Linked DNA regions of Homo sapiens: region 2 is linked to region 1. Evidence: chromatin loops called from intact Hi-C (ENCODE). Cell type or tissue: endothelial cell of umbilical vein. All regions are shown on one strand. Links, peaks and the distances in the headings refer to the core of each region. The heading gives the core; the rest is flanking DNA.

Region 1 (5,384 bases), core at 138-5,137:
AAGCATCAAAGGAAAGCTCAAAATAAGGAAGGCTCGTTATTTTATCAGAAACTAGTTTTTCTTGTTACTGTTTCAAAAATTATTCTCAGGCCTCACAAAATAACTGAGAATAAGTAATGTACTAACATTAAGAGTTACCCAGTCAGCCTGAGCTGGTACTCTGGATGGACCAAATGCTAGAATATTTCTTTACAGACCCAGGCTAAAGTTGTAGTGAGGGTTTTTGGTAGTGGAGAGACTTAGATGGAACTAGATGATTCCAAGCTCAGCTGGAATCAGGTCAGTTTCATTCACTTGTGTCTTTTGAGACATTTATCACCATCACCATCATCATTATCTTTTATTGAAGTTCAACTATCTGCCAGACCACATGTTATTTCATCTTATTGTCAGAAAACCTCTGCAGAGTGGGCACTAATATCCCCACTTCTTGGATGAAAGATAAAGAAAAATGAAATGACCCAAATATTCTCATCTTATATTAAAACCAGGGATAGGATAAATGCCCTTAGCCCTCCTTAGCAGGTTTAAATAGAGACAAAGTCATTCAGAGCCCTAAGAAGAGCAGGTGCTAATACAGAACTTCTTTCTTTGCATGGCTTCAAAGCAAGTTGTTCTAAGCAGCCAAAATGAGGTAACTGAGCTCAACCACATTCATCTGTCTTCCAGCAGTGAATGCAGATTTACCAGGTAGGAGACAGATACTTGAGACAATAACGATTTGCAAAATTTGGTGTATCCAGTGGGGCTGCTTTCAATCAGGGCTGCTGATGAAAAGGTCAGGTTATCTGAGCCCCACTTATTTCTTCCCCACTCTAACATCCCACCTATTCACAGAATCTGCTTGTTGTTCCTCCAGATGTGTCCTGGTCTATTCACATCCCACCACCCCAAGACCATCCTGTTCCAAGCCACCATCAATCATAGCATGTCCCAGAAGCCTGCTAAAGGGCCTTCCTGCCTCCACTTTGCACCTTACAATCAGCCCTCCCCACAGCAGCCAGCTCCATCTTTTACACTGAAATCAGATAATGCCACTCCCTCACTCAAAACCCTCCAAGGGCTTCCCATTGCACTTTGACTAAAATCCCACCTCTTTGTCAAGGTCTACCCAGCAAGGTCTACCCCACCTCTTGTCCTTTAGGTGTTTGCTCAAATACCATTTTCTCAGAGACTACGCACCTCAGAGGCAGTCCCCATCACCTTACCCTGTATGTTATCTTGCTTTTGAACAGTAGATCTCAATGACCAAGCACAGTGCCAAGCACAAGGACACTAAGTAATATTTATAAGAATGAATAAGTGAATTCCATATCTTCATTGACATCCATGACTTCTGAGACAGAAGAAATGAGACACCTGAGGACTAAGAAAACTTACTATTAATTGGTCTGCCCTGGAAAGAAAGTATTTGACCTGTTGTCTCAAGATAGATAATTTATGTAAGGAAATCAGAATAAATACTATTTTTTATGTGTAACTATGGGTGAAATTCAACTGATACAAATAAAAGTCTGGACTAGTAACTATTTTAGCTTACTATTTATGAAGTTGCAGTATTTATAATTACGTTTATATCAATATAGTATTTTCTACTTTCAAAAGCGCTTGATTAAAAACAACTTTATGAAGGATACAGATATTATTCTCTGCATTTTACCGATTTTAAAAAGTGCTAACAGTACTATAGCCAGTGAGTATCAGGTCACAATATGGCCTGGCAAAACTGAAGGCCCAAAGACTAACCTTATGAGGATATTTTCACTTATGTCACACTGGGAAAAGGACAGATAGGATACACAGAGGAAAGACTTTTGTTTAGGGTGGTATATGATGTTTCTGTAGGGTGGTGTATTTGTTTCCTAGGGTTGTCATAACAAATTACCACAAACTGGATGGCTTGAAACAACAGAAATGTGCTTTCTTACAGTTTAAGAGGCTAGATGTCCAGAATCAAGGTGTTGGCAGAGCTATGCTCTCTCTGAAGGCTTTAGGGGAGGATTTTTCCCTGCCTCTTCCATCTTCTGGTGGCTCCCGAAATTCTTGGCATTTCTTGGCTTGTGGCAACATCACTGTAGTCTCCGCGTGTCCTTTCTTCTTCTTATAAGGATATCAGCAGTCAGATCTAGGACCCATCCACATCCAGTATGATCTTATCTTAACCAATTACATCTGCAAAGACCAAATAAGATCACATTCTGAGATTCTGGGTGGACAAGAATTTTGGGGGGACATTATTCAACCCACTACAGATGGGCAGTATGAAACTGTAAACATCACCTTCCTGTTCATCCTCAGTTTCTGTGTGTTCTTTAAAAGAACAGGGATCCTATATATTTTCTCCTTGCATTTTGTTCTCTCCCCTGCCTGTGACTCATACTCACTGGCTCTTATTCCTGTCTCTTCCCCTTCCAGTAATATTTCTGTAACATTCTGTATGGATGAATCACACACACATGCACATTATGAATCCATGCAACAGTACAACTTGGTTTTCATTAGAAACTTTTCTAGGATATGGATTCCAATGATGTTCCAAAAATCAGATAATTAAATTCTAGCTAGAAGCATAATAGCTCTTAGGCAGAAGAGCAGCCAGTGATTACAGGCTGTGGTAAAGGAAGTCTGGAGGAACAGTTCATCAATAGCTGAGTCATAGGGTTCCTATGATTGTTTCAATGAAGCATTTAAGGTTTATAGTCTTTATGATAGTCTTTCTCATGCCAAAGGAAAGTATACTTAAAAGATAATGACTTATTTTAGAATCTCTTAGTACTAAGCCGTTTTGAGCTCCATTTCACAAGCTCTATTTCAAGTGAATGTTTACATAGTGTTCATAGCTATGGTCTTCATATTGTAGCATCATATGTTCATAGATATTGTGGTCTTTGACAATCTCTCCTGTTATCTATTTCATTTTCCTTCCCTGGTTACAAGGAAAGCTCATACCTATAAATAATCATTTATGTTTTCTTTTCTCTGCTTGCAGTTTTGACTAGCTTATTGTCTCACTGAATATGGCTCTATTCAGTTCCTACTGATATGAAGAGACTATCGCTAAAGATTTTTTTTAACCTATCAGAGGAAGTTCCTGGATCTCTGGCCTTAAAATCCTGTCTCTATTTATTCTTGAAGAAAAAAATTAGAAAGAAAACATGATATTATGCCTTGCACATAGTAGGAATTCAATCAATATTTATTTCATTTGGAAATTGACAGCAATATTTTGATTTAAGTTGTACTAGACGAATAAATACAAATGGCATTCACTTGATGATGGCAAAATGGTGCCGGGACAACATCCAACAATGCATCAAATGTTCCACAATAAATTCAGATAAATAAAAATACTACAAATAGGCCCATAAAATTACTAGAAGAAATAATGAGAGAATTTTTTAAAATAATGTTGGATAGAAGTCTTTTCTAAATATAACACACAACCCAGAAGTCAAAACATAAGGATTTATAAATTCATCATCATAAAACTAAAACAAATTTCTATATGAAAAAAATCATCATAAGTAAACAGAAAAATGACAAACCAGGAAAAATTTATAATTCATATAACAGACAAAGGGCTAATTTCTATAACATATGTATAAGAAGCTCCTATAAATCAATATATAAAAGTCTAATAACCTAATGGAAAACAGGGAAATAGTTTATAGGAAAAGAAATAAAATTACTTTTAATCATATTAAGGAAACAATCTCACTCACAGTAAGAGAAACACAAATTAACTCCACACTGAGATACCGTTTTGTATTTAATATATTTGCAAAACCCCCAAACTATTGATAATACAATGAACTTGTGAAGGTGTGGTAAAATAGGTTTATTTCATACATTAATGGTGGAAGTGGAAAGTGGCACAAACTCTATGGAATGCAATTTTCCAAGACCCACTAAAATTACATGCAGCTACCCTTTTACCTAGCAAGTCCAGTTCTATGAATTTATCCTACAGATATGCCTGCACGCATGTAAAATGGCACATGTAGAAGGCTACTCATTGCAGTTTTGTAATGAAAAAAGATTAGAAACTACTTAAATGGCCATCAGTAGGATGCTGGTTACATTAACAATGGTTTGTCCACACAACGGGATATCATGAAGCTATGAAAACGTTGAGTATTCTCCTAAACAGAAATTCTTTCTTTGTAACCATTGCAGGAAAATAAAATAATGACAGGAGGGGTCCAGAAAGGTCTTAATATCTATGAACAGAATACATTGTAAAATGAAAAAAAAAAAAAGGTGGAGAACAGGTTGCGTAGGGTGCTGTTTGTGTAAAATTGGACAGAGGAGCATACACATGTATTAGTATTTGTTCGTATATGTATGGAATATCTAAAAGAGTACACAAAAACTGACAACATGCCTTGCCTTTGGGAAAGGGAATAAGGTGGGTAGAAACAGGATTTTCACTGTGATCCTTTTGTACTTTGCTTTTTGAACTCTAAGGATATATTCTCTATTTAATAAATAAACATATTTTAAAAATAGCTCTTACACATAGACATACCCATAACCACACATACATCCAGATCAAACTTCATTTGCTAATCAGACCTCAGACTCAGAAAGATGAATAAATCCTTGGCACATGAGGTTCTCGGCAACATTATCAGGCTACTGGGCTTTGGGAGTTACTGACATATTGACACCTGCGCTATAATTAGGGTAAGTGGAACTCACCAGTCAAACATACTCGTCTTCTGAGTTCCTAGCACATGCCAGGCACATTTGTTGAATTCAAAAACAAAAAAAATGAAGGATAAAATACAGTTTTAACAGCAAATGGCCTTTGTGGATAATCCCAAACTATTAGTAAAGTAAAAATAATCATAGTTGTTATGCCCAATAAGTCTGGAGACTTGACTTCCAACACTGGGCTGTCTGTTCACTGCATTACTAGTAAATAGGGAGCCTGGACTAGATCATTTCTAATGCTCCCCCCAATTACATTTCTCCTTGAAGTATCCTAATTGCAGCATTCTTTACAAGAGTGAATGACCAATCTCTTCATATAGGGTTATGTCTAGGTCTTCAGCTTCTTAGACCTGGAAAGACCTCAGTGTGTTCCCTAGGATCTCAGTCTGACACCTTTCCTCTTTGCCTTCAAATAGACACAAGTCTTCCTGTTACCCCAAAAAACCTTCGCTTGAGCCAATGGTCCACTTTGCTATCCTTCTATATCGCTCTTCCTTTTCTCTGTCAAATTTCTCAAGTATGGGAAATTATACTTGCTTCTCCCATGATTTAAATTGACTGATACTTCTATCTGTCTCTCTCCCTTATTGGGGTAAAATTCGCATAAGATACAATTAACCATTTTAATGTACAATTTAGGGGCATTAGTACATTCACAATGTTGTCCA
Region 2 (5,384 bases), core at 243-5,242, 89 kb before region 1:
GGTACATTTCTGGAGACCAGTGAGCCTCATAGCCTCCTACAGAGGAAAGATGGTGAGAGAACGTCAGGAAAAAGCAGAAGCATTTTATTCCTGATGAATTGCATTAAAGGGAAGGACAATCTGTGCTATTATGCTAATATCTGCAATAGCAATTTTATTATGTTCGTTAATCTATAGTCAAGGAATAACATTATTACAATTCTTACAGCTTTTCAAAGTACTTTCATAACTATTACCTTATTTCAACTGCATGGCAACCCTGTGATGTAGGTGGGTGCATTTTAAAGATGAGAAAATTTGGATCTAGAAAGGTTGGGGCTAGAATAGAATCACACAGAGTAAGGACAGGATCTAGATCTTAGGACACCTGGTCCAGTGCTGCCAGGGGAGAAAGGGAGTTGCCTGCTGTGTATGCTGCTGGTGACATCCATAGGGACCTGGCCGTGGGGGGTCCCTGGGTGCTTTAGCCTGGTTATGACTCTCTGCCTGGACAACTGTCCACTTAATGTTTCCCCATTTATTGTTTCGCAGCCTGAATAACTCCTTGTTCCCACACCACCTATAGGACAGATTTGCAGAGCTCTCAAGACTGGTGCAGATGCATAATGTGTGACCACACCATTGCTTTCCCAGCTCTTCCCCCCTCCCCCAGCAATACTTTAACAGTGACCTGGAGGGGTCTGATGGGAAAGCTAAAATTTGGTTCTATGTCCTTGGTTCTCAGGCTTTCCTTTGAAAGGGTGATGAGATACTAATTTGAGTTCATAATTTTATGCTGAACAATTATCCTCAGAATAATGCATTTTGGATTTAAATTTCAATTGGAGTTTGAGAGGTGCAAAAGTTACAGGAACTATGTCCACATTTTCATCATACATTTTCCTCATTCCCAACAGTTACTATATCTCCAGTACTTCCCACATTACATCTTGTTTTCAATTCAGTTAAAATCCTGTATGCCTCCTCTGAATATCATAGTTAGAAACAAACAGAGATGCTCAGAGTAATTCTCCAGAATACGATGGGGAACACTTTCCCAGGTTACAGAAGGGCCTGGCTCCAAAACAAATAACAAAGAACTCCAGCAAAGCTGCCAATCACAATCCTTTAACATTGAAGCAGATCAAGGCATTGCAGTGCATTTCCCACTTATATTCAATCACAACATTTACCTTTCCCTCTGGGCCCATTTCCATCCCAGAAAAGGGCTAATATTGATTAATTACCCACTATACGGTTAAACACCTTTCTTTATATACATTACCTTGATTTATTAAAAAATACTTTCAAAGCTCATTATTGAAGTCAGATATAAATGAAAAGATCAGATATATTGAAAGACAACAAATTCCACGAGGCCTTCACCAAGACCACTTCCTCCTCCAGGAAGGCCTCCCAGATCCTTCTCATTTTCCTCCACCAAACTGAAGTAACTGTCCCATCCTGGAATTTTCACATTACTTTATTTCACTTGCTACCTTGTAATAGAGTTATTTATTCATGTCCTATCATCATATTAGAGAGAAATTACTTTTATTCATCTCCCTGTGGACACCATGACTAGCATGGTTCATTGTATATCTTGTACACAAAAGGTGCTGAGTAGAAACCCTTGAATGAATGAATCAGTGAGTGAATGAGTCGACTTGGGACTGGAGCTGGATCTTAAAGGACAGGTGGGTTTAGACACTCCTCAGTGTCTGAAGAACTGCAAGAGTCAGCAGGGTTGATTCACTTCTCAGTCACAGTAGACTCTAGATTAGTCACTATCACCTATAAATCATTCCAGCTGGCATCCTTCATGGACTCTTCACTGATGTATCTCTTTTTAAAATTTTATTTTATTTTTAGAGATGGGATCTTGCTATGTTGCCCAGGCTGGTCGTGAACTCCTGGGCTCAAGCCATCCTTCCTCCTTGGCCTCCCAAAGTGCTGGGATTACAGGCGTGAGCCACTGAGCCTGGCCCTGACGTTTTTCTCTAACCATACTAAGAATTGAGCAATTTTCCTCCCTAGGTCCCACCCCGACACTGGTTAGACTAGTTTGCCTGTAGTGTGGTCTCTGCTGACATCAACACTTCATTGGGATAGGAAGTTGGCACATTATTGCAGAGTTCCCATTATTGCCCCGTAGGAGGCTGTCACTTCCCCAAACTGCACTAGCTCTGGTGCCAATCTCTCACTCACGCATCCTCCTCCTGACTGCTGGGAGCACACAGGCATGCTGCATGTCACCTGCTCCTCGGGCTTTTGACAATCTCCTTCCTTTGTTTCCAAATCCTAAGCAAATTGCTCGGTTGACAATCAAAGCCTACTAACATCAAACAGCTGCTATAGACAGGTGTGTTCTACAGTTACCTGCTGTTTGCTTTCCTCAGCAGGGACTGATATGACAAACAAAACCAAGAGCTGGGTGCCGACGTTCAGAGTCACTCCTGCAAGCTCAACCTAGTGTCTGTTTCTTTGGCTTCCCTGGTATTTTTCAGACTTGGAAATTCACCCTACCTGTGGCCTCCCTCAGTCCTACAGTGTGTGGCTGGCTAGGGTGTTGTAAAACCCTGCTGATTCTTGCAGTTCTTTGCAAAAAGCTAGGAATCACAGTGGCTGCATTGAAACAAAGAGGTTGCCCAGTTCTGGAATCTTTGGTTTATAAATGGCACCCAGTCTCCTTCAAATATTTTCCACTTTTCTTTCTTGTTAGTGCACTTATATGAGTGCTGTCTCCTGATTTCTGCTTTTAGCAGAAAATATCTCAGGTTCTCACCTTTGAAAGTTGCTCTAAACACCCTGGAGCATGTCTGGTCACTTAATCCCCCACCACTGGTGGGTAAGAGGGTGTGGTAGGTTGGAGGTGAAATGGATTTCCAACTTTCCAATGTTCCTTCCTATACTTTGGAGTCTGGAAAACTAGCAACCATTGTTTTCCACGTTCTTTTCTATTTTTCAGATGCGTTTGTCCCTGGGTCTCTGGATGTGATTTAAGTTCTGCCAGTCAGACGTGCCCAGATGAAATGTGGAAGGGGAAGTGAGTCAGAGCTCATGTTTTCTGGGGCTGCTGTTTCTCCGGCAGCACCATCATGGTTGTGTCAGGGTTTTCTGTGGCAAGTACGGATGGTGGCCACTTTCTAATTATATCACTTCCTGATCTTGGTGGCTTCCTGATCACCAACGAGGCAGCAGTTTCCTTGGTGCCCTGGTGTTCAAGCCACTCCTGAAAGCTCAATCTAGTGTCTGTTTCTTCAGCTCTCCTGGTAATTTTGTAAGTCATTTAATACCCTTCTTTCACTTGCTAGAGTGAATTCCCTATGACTTCCTTACGACTGACCCTTAATCAAAACAGAGGGCAATTGGGCTAGGACATTAATCCCCCACTGCTGAGCAGGGTGCACTGAGGTAATCAGTCAGTCAGCAGGGGTCCTACCTCAGCCTCAGGCTGGATGTTCCCAGGGAGGAGAGCCACCATTCTGCCAGGGAGGACCCTGTCTGCCTCTGTGCCACGCTCATGTCCTTCCCGCTGCTTGGGATAGTTTTTCTTCCACGTCTACGTTTCTCCTTTGAAAGCTACTCCTTTTCCCAAGCTGGAAGCAGATTTTTCTTGTCTGAACTCTGTGAGCACTCAGCATACTTCTCTTATGGTGAAATGATCACTTTCTTCTTGTGTTATTGTTACTCATGCGCATTTTTTTTTTTTTTTGAGACAGGGTCTTGCTCTGTTGCCCAGGCTGGAGTGCAGTGGCAGGATCTTGGCTCACTGCGGCCTCAACATCGTGGGCTCAAGTGATTCCTCTGCCTCAGCCTTTTGAGCTGCTGGGAATACTTTTACTTTATTTTTAGAGATGGGGCGTGCACCACCGCACGTTGCTAGTTTTTTGTGGAGATAGGGTTTTACTATGTTGCCCAGACTGGTCTCAAAACTCCTGGGCTCGAGCAATCTGCCTGCGTTGGCCTCCCAAAGTGCTGGGATTACAGGCGTGAGCCACCACACCTGGCCATTGTGCACATTTATCCCCTGAACCAAATGGGCAGTCCTTTAAGAGCAGGAGCACAGTCTGGATCATTTTGGCAGGTCCTGAGTATGTCAACCCTGGTGTGCCTTGTGTATTCAGGTACACGATGACATTCCTGAACGAATGAATGAGCAGAGGGAAGGATGTACAGGTAGCTGTGCTCCCTGGCTAGTACTTGATATACCATTTTTTATTTTCCTCCACGTGGATTTTGGGGGCCCTTCAAAGAACTCATGCCAGTTTAAATGATGGCACTGGAGTACCAGCACCACCCAACAAAACTTTCTGTGATGATGAAGATGTTCTATCTGTCCAGTGAGGTAGCCCTAGCCACGGGTGACTATTGAGCATTTGAAATGTGGCTAGTGTGACTGAGGAATGGAATTTTAAATTTTATTTAATTTGAATTAATTTAAATCCAAGCAGCCACTGTGGTTACTGGCTGCCATATTGGAGAGTGCGCCATCAAATCACATCCTAGCCTGGTGGGCACACAGGCCCTATGTACTAACTACTCATTCTGCCATGGACAGGATGACAGGCCAGGACACTCTGGATGCCATCCTCAGTGTGTCTAGGCTGTGACTCTGACTTTCTGGGCCAGGACCAGGGCCTTACAGTGCAGGAGAAAGACAGAGATGTGGAAGCTTCATGGGGAGGCTTTAAAAACAGGTGAGTAGCTCTCAAATACTCTTTTCCCTAATTTCTAAAAGCGATCTGCCTGCTTCTTGCACTCCAAAGCGCTGAAGCGTTGGTGTGGTGCTGTGGCAGCAAGAGGCAGCACGTCGCTAGAAGGGCGGTTGGCCTTGTGTTGAGCAGCCTCCTGCTACCGATTTTCCCTGAATGGACAGCTCCTTTTGGAGAGCATAATAAGTTTCTCATGAGGACATTTGTCCCGCTCTGTGGCATCTCCTACAGTAACCACGTGTGTGTCCAATTGCAGCTGGACAGCAAGAATGCAAACAACCCCTGTGAGCATCCTGGATTGCTGTGGGTAGGGTGACCCCAACACAGCCCAGGCCTGGCCACTTTGCTAGCTCTCCATACACATACAAAAGGGTATGATGCCAGGACAGAACTAGGATAATGATGCAAAGACAGAGCATGGCACACACACTTAGTGCACATACATGGTCACCTGGCTGCAGAGTGGCCTCCTTTCATGAGGTTCCTAGAGCACACATGCAGGGCCCTTTTGTTTATAGTCGTCTCTTCCATAGAGTTCTTGGAGATCATCAACCACACTTTGGTCCACTCTGCTGCACACTCATATTTTTATCCACAGAATTCAGCCCTGCCCATCACCCTTGATGCCCTTGGCATAACCTAAGCAGGTACGTTCTAGAAGCATCTAGATGGAGGCTCTGAGGGCCTCCA

Evidence for each region. A loop is a pair of places that touch in the nucleus more often than their neighbours do. Peaks named below come from ENCODE experiments on the same cell type or tissue, not always from the same donor. Only the 100,000 strongest peaks of a DNase experiment are listed, where the experiment ranks them.
Region 2: a loop joins it to region 1, with 2.9 times the contacts of the local background. A loop is called at or near these places in 1 of 110 quality-filtered maps.

What each region holds. Positions count from the first base shown.
Region 1 is chr16:72,289,242-72,294,625 of GRCh38, forward strand. It overlaps LINC01572 (long intergenic non-protein coding RNA 1572), which reads right to left. Exons shown (of 14, transcript NR_126330.2): 10 at 1,929-2,172; 11 at 1,209-1,366. Among named protein-coding and RNA genes, the nearest start is that of PMFBP1, 120 kb to the left of the region's middle. RefSeq lists an enhancer at 1,272-2,471. In endothelial cell of umbilical vein, for the core only: no CTCF peak of the experiment used is centred there; a DNase peak (open chromatin) is centred at 2,630; H3K27ac peaks cover 3,141 bases.
Region 2 is chr16:72,200,512-72,205,895 of GRCh38, forward strand. It overlaps LOC105371341 (a long non-coding RNA gene), which reads left to right and starts at 3,150. Exons shown (of 3, transcript XR_933729.4): 1 at 3,150-3,259; 2 at 4,541-4,679. It also overlaps a transcript of PMFBP1 not described here. RefSeq lists enhancers at 2,922-2,991, 3,022-3,091. In endothelial cell of umbilical vein, for the core only: no CTCF peak of the experiment used is centred there; a DNase peak (open chromatin) is centred at 3,030; H3K27ac peaks cover 1,157 bases.